2 separate regions of the Homo sapiens genome follow, and region 1 is linked to region 2. A link is a loop called in an ENCODE intact Hi-C map of the cell type or tissue named here. Cell type or tissue: MCF 10A. All regions are shown on one strand. Each heading gives the region's core, and the rest is flanking DNA. Links, peaks and the distances in the headings are about the cores only.

Region 1 (2,917 bases), core at 318-2,817, 71 kb before region 2:
ATAAGAGTAAAATCATATGATTTGCTCAGCAGATGCATTTGATAATTGTTTCAGTTCCCATTCAAGATAAAAATTATTTGCTAACTAGTAAGAGAGGGGGATATTGATATAAAGTATCTCCTTTTTTTCTTTTTTCTTTTCTCTTGAGACGGAGTTTCGCTGTTGTTGCCCAGGCTGGAGTGCAATGGCGCAATCCCCGCTCATGGCAACCTCTGCCTCCCAGGTTCAAGTGATTCTCCTGCCTCAGCCTCCGGGTAGCTAGGATTATAGGAGCCCGTCACCATGCCCGGCTAATTTTTTTTTTTTTTTTTTTTTTTTGTATTTTTAGTAGAGACATGGTTTTGCCATGTTGGCCAGGCTGATCTCGAACTCCTGGCCTCAAATGATCCGCCCGCCTCAGCCTCCCAAAGTGCTAGGATTACAAGCATGAGCTACTGCGCCCAGCCTTCTTTTTTTCTTGAGACTGGGTTTTACTGTGTCACCCAGGCTGGAGTGCAGTGGCGTGATCTCAGCTCACTGCAACCTCCACCTCCGAGGCTCAAGCAATCTTTCCACATCAGCCTCTGGCGTAGCTGGGACCACAGGCACATGCCACCACACCCAGCAAATTTTTTATATTTGTGATAGAGATGGAGTTTCATCATTTTGCCCATACTGGTCTCAAACGCCTGAGCTCAGGCAGGCTACCCACCTCTGCCTCTCGAATTGTTGGGGTTACATGTGTGAGCCACAGTGCCCACCAAGGGTATCTCCATTTTTAATGGAGAAAAGGTAACAGCATTTCCCTTACCAACAGAAACAAGGTAATACTGTTACCTTTGTTGGTCACAGTACTAGCCAGCCTACAGTGACAACAATAAGGTGTAAGGATCAGAAAAGATGTATAAGGATTACAGTTGACAGTTTTTTTAAAAGATGCCGCTTACAGTAGCAACAAAATATATACCTAGGTGTAAATCCAACTGCAGGCTCTTTAGGGGAGAGATCAGAGGTATTAGAGTCAGAAAAGACTAGTTTCAAATTCTTATCTGCTTCTAGCTCCATGACTCTGGTTCCTAATCCCCTTCAACTGCTTTATGTGGTGGCTGAACTTGTGCAAGTAATTAACCTCATATGCCCAGTTTTCCCATTTGAAAAAGAAATAATACCCATCTTGTGTGTTGGTTTTAGGATTACCTGAGGCTGGTACTTATCAAGCTCTTAACACATAATTAAATTCTTTTTTTTTTTTTTAAGGCGGAGTCTCACTCTGTCGCCCAGGCAGGATTACAAGTGTGAGTCACTGCGCCTGGCCTAATTAAATTCTTTTTTTTTTTTTTTTTTTTTTTTTTTTTGGAGACAGAGTTTCACTCTTTTGCCCAGGCTGGAGTACAGTGGTGTAATCCCTGCTTACTACAATCTCCGCCTTCTGGTTTCAAGTGATTCTCCTGCCTCAGCCTCCCGAGTAGCTGGGATTACAGTCACCTGCCACCACACCCGGCTAATTTTTTTTATTTTTAGTAGAGACGGGGTTTCATCATGTTGGCCAGGCTGGTCTTGAACTACTGACCTCATGATTTGCCCGCCTTGGCCTCCCAAAGTGCTGGGATTACAGGCATGAGCCACCGTGCCCAGCCTAAATTCTTAATAAATGATTATGGTTCTTACCTGAGAGTACATAGCAACTATATGTTTATTCTGATCCATCAAGAAAAATTTAAATTATGGTCCTTACACACTGTTTAGGAGTTTGGGGAAATGAGCAACATATTTTTTATTTTTATAAAAATAATTACGTTTTGTTTGCTTTGGTGTTTTTATGATTTGCTTCTACCTAAAAATTCCCTCAGCAAGGGAATAGTCCTGGGGGATGTTTTAAATCAGTGGGCAAAGTCACAGAGATTTAAGGCTAAATCATGTCTGATAGAATCAGCCCAATCTAGGCTGGGCGTGGTGGCTCACGCCTGTAATCCCAGCACTTTGGGAGGCCGAGGCGGGCAGATCACGAGGTCAGGAGATCGAGACCATCCTGGCTAATATGGTGAAACCCCATCTCTACTAAAAATACAAAAAAAAACCAAATTGGCCAGGCGTGGTGGCACATGCCTGTAGTCCCAGCTACTCAGGAGGCTGAGGCAGGAGAATCATTTGAACTCAGGAGGCGGAGGTTGCAGTGAGCCAGGATCACGCCACTGCACTCCAGCCTGGCGACAGAGTGAGACCCCGTCTCAAAAATAAATAAATAAGAAATAAATAAAAAAGAATCAGCCCAATCTAAATTTATACTATCTTAAACTTCATGTTACTGTTTTAGTTCTGGGATCTCTGAATGGTTACTTGCTCCTTTTGGCCAAGCATAGCAAACAGTCTCTGAAGAAAGCACATTTCAGAAAGAAACTGTTTTGCAACCTTTAAAACTATTGTACTTTTACTATTTAATATTCTATTTCTATGTAATATTTCTCTAAACATGCAATTATGTTAAGCCTTTTTAGCATTATCTTTAATAAACATTTGAGAGGTTTTTTTGTTTTTGTATTTGTTTTTGAGATGGAGTCTTCATCCGTCACCCAGGCTGGAGTACAGTGGTGTAATCTCGGCTCACTGCAACCTCCGCCTTCTGGGTTCAAGCAATTCTTCTGCCTCAGCCTCCTGAGTAGCTGGGATTACAGGTGCATGCCACCATGCCCAGCTAATTTTTGTATTTTTAGTAGAGACGGGGTTTCACCATGTTGGCCACGCTGGTCTCGAACTCCTGACCTTGTGATTCACCCACCTTGGCCTCTCAAAAGTGCTGGGATTACAGGCGTGAGCCATCACACCCAGCCTTAGAGACTATTTTTTTAAAGTAATTATTCCCTTTATCTTAGAATTTTTTTAAAAAAGGGCCAGGCGTGGTGGCTCACACCTGTAATCCCAGCACTTTAGGAGGCTGAGG
Region 2 (2,917 bases), core at 307-2,806:
AATTTTGCCTGTTCTATATACTGCATATAAGTGGAATCATACAATATTTGTCCCTTTGGATCTGGCCTATTTTACTTAGCCTAATGTTTTCAAGGCTCATCCATGTTGTATCATATATCAGAATTTTATTCCTAAGGCTGTATATTCCATTATATGTATACTACATCTGTTAATGGACATGTAGGTTGTTTTCACATTTTAGCTATTGTGAGTAAAACTGCTCTTACCAGTGGTGTACAAGTAGTTGATCCTCTGATTTCTTTTGGATATATACCTAGAAATAGAATTGCGAGGTCATATGGTAACTCAGTGTTTAACTTTTTGGAGAAACTGCCTAAATATTTTCCACAGCAGCTGCACCATTTTACAGTCCCACCAAGATACAAGGGTTCCATTTTCTTCACATCCTTACCACCACTTGTTATTTTCTGTTTTGGGTTTTTTTTTTAATACAGGCATCTTAATGGGGTGTGAAGTAGTATTACATTGCCGTTTTGATTTGATTTTCCTGATGATGAATGCTGTTAAGCATTGTGTTTTTTTTGTTTTGTTTTGTTTTGTTTTGAGACAGAGTCTCGCTCTTTCGCCCAGGCTGGAGTGCAGTGGCGCAATCTCGGCTCACTGCAAGCTCCGCCTCCTGGGTTCAGGCCATTCTCCTGCCTCAGCCTCATGACTAGCTGGGACTACAGGCGCCTGCAACCACACCCCGCTAATTTTTTGTACTGTTAGTAGAGACGGGGTTTCACCGTGTTAGCCAGGACGGTCTCGATCTCCTGACCTCATGATCCACCCGCCTCGGCCTCCCAAAGTGCTGGGATTACAGACATGAGCCACTGCGCCTGGCTAAGCATTGTTTCATGTGCCTATTGGACATTCGTATGTCTTTTTTTAGAGAAATGTCAATTTATATCTTTTGCACATTTTTTAATTGGGTTATATATTTGTCTTAATGTTGAGTTGTAGGAATATATATTCTGTATACTAGACTCTTACTAGATATATGATTTGCAAATATTTTCTTCTATGGCTTATCTTTTCACTTTCTTGATAGTATCCTTTGGAGCACAAAAGTTCTTAATTTTGATAAAGCCCCTTTTTTTTTTTTTGAGACTGAGTCTCGCTCTATTGCCCAGGCTGGAGTGCACTGGGGTGCTCTTGGCTCACTGCAGCCTCTGCCTTCCGGGTTCAAGCAATTCTTCTGCCTCAGCCTCCTGAGTAGCTGGGCTTACAGGAGCGCACCACCAAGCCCAGCTAATTTTTTTGTATTTTTAGTAGAGACGAGGTTTCACCATGTTGGCCAGGCTGGTCTCGAACTCCTGACCTCAGGTGATCCACCCTCCTCGGCCTCCCAAAGTGCTGGGATTACAGGCATGAGCCACTGCACCCAGCCCATTTTGAATTAATTTTTTTTTTTTGAGACGGAGTCTCGCTCTTTCGCTCAGGCTGGAGTGCAGTGGCGTCATCCTGGCTCTCTGCAACCTCCGCCTTCCAGGTTCAAGCAATTTTCCTGCCTCAGCTTCCTGAGTAGCTGGGAGTACAGGTGCACGCCACCACGCCCAGCTAATTTTTGTATTTTTAGTAGAGATGGGGTTTCATCATGTTGGCCAAGGACGGTCTCGATCTCTTGACCTCGTGTTTCTGCTGCCTCGGCCTCCCCAAAGTACTGGGATTACAGGCATGAGCCACTGCGCCTGGCCAAATTAATTTTTATATATGATAGGAGGTAGGAGTTCAACTGCATTCATGTGCAGAAGTGGAAATCCAGTTGTCCTGGTACCGTACCATCTGTTGAAAAGAGTGTTCTTTCCCCCAATGAATTGTCTTGGAACCCTTATCAAAAATCAATTATCCATAAAAGCCCTATTATATTGGTTTATTTCTACACTTTCAGTTCTATTCCATTGACCTATATATTCTATCCTTATGCCAATACATATTGTATTATATCTTTTTTTTTTTTTCTTGAGATAGGGTCTCACTCTGTCACCCAGGCTGGAGTGCAGTAGTGCAATCACAGCTCACTGTAGCCTCAGACTCAGACTTCCCAGACTCAGATGATTCCCACCTCAGCCTCCCGAGTAGCTGGGACCACAGGCATGCACCACAACATCCAGCTAATTTTTTGTATTTTTTTGTAGAATTTGGGGGTCTCACTATGTTGCCCAGGCTGGTCTCAAACTCCTGAGCTCAAGAGATCTGCCCACTTCAGCCTCTCAAAGTGCTGAGATTACAGGCTTGAGCCACCATGCCTAGCCCCTTTCATATCTTTAAAATTGTTAATTATATGAATGTATTCATCCAAAAATAATAAAATGTTAAAACAGTTAGTAACTATGACCACAGTTTACTCCTTTAATTTCTTTCTAATTTTCTCTTTCAGGAAAGTGTGCTGTGTTGTCATTCAAGGACTTCCTCTCCTGCAGGCCAACTGAAATACCAGAAAATGACATTCTGCTTTGTGAGAGCCGCTACAATGAGAGCGACAAGCAGATGAAGAAATTCAAAGGATTGAAGAGGTTTTCACTCTCTGCTAAAGTGGTAGATGATGAAATTTACTACTTCAGGTAAAGCTTGAAAAACTTAAGGAAAAAAGAGCACTTCCATTAACTGATAGCAACATAGTGTAGTCCAGTGTTTTTAATTTTTTATTAGATCTTAAACTAGAGTAGTAAATATTTCAAATAGAAAATATTTATTCACTTAAAGATTAAAGGAAAGACTTCATAATCTGCTGGGACCTGGTGGCTGCTCTAATAGTGCCCTTGGCGTAGACTCCAATAATTGTGGAATGAGGCAGAAACACTTGGTTCTGGTTTATATCCTGTCAGGAGATTTCTCAGTTCCACAGATTATGAAAACTCTTTTTGCTGTGTATAGGCAACTAGATCCCAACTTTGGACACAATACTTTTGTGGAT

The links. Hi-C counts contacts between places; a loop is a spot of excess contacts. Peaks named below come from ENCODE experiments on the same cell type or tissue, not always from the same donor. Only the 100,000 strongest peaks of a DNase experiment are listed, where the experiment ranks them.
Region 1: it touches region 2 in a loop (2.0-fold over the local background); 3 of 110 quality-filtered maps call a loop at or near these places.

What each region holds. Positions count from the first base shown.
Region 1 is chr3:52,635,175-52,638,091 of GRCh38, reverse strand. The region is part of intron 11 of PBRM1 (polybromo 1); the gene reads left to right. Among named protein-coding and RNA genes, the nearest start is that of PBRM1, 49 kb to the left of the region's middle. In MCF 10A, for the core only: no CTCF peak of the experiment used is centred there; a DNase peak (open chromatin) is centred at 1,281.
Region 2 is chr3:52,563,697-52,566,613 of GRCh38, reverse strand. PBRM1 (polybromo 1) reads left to right here. Exons shown (of 32, transcript NM_001405607.1): 25 at 2,381-2,564. Among named protein-coding and RNA genes, the nearest start is that of UQCC5, 29 kb to the right of the region's middle. In MCF 10A, for the core only: no CTCF peak of the experiment used is centred there; no DNase peak of the experiment used is centred there.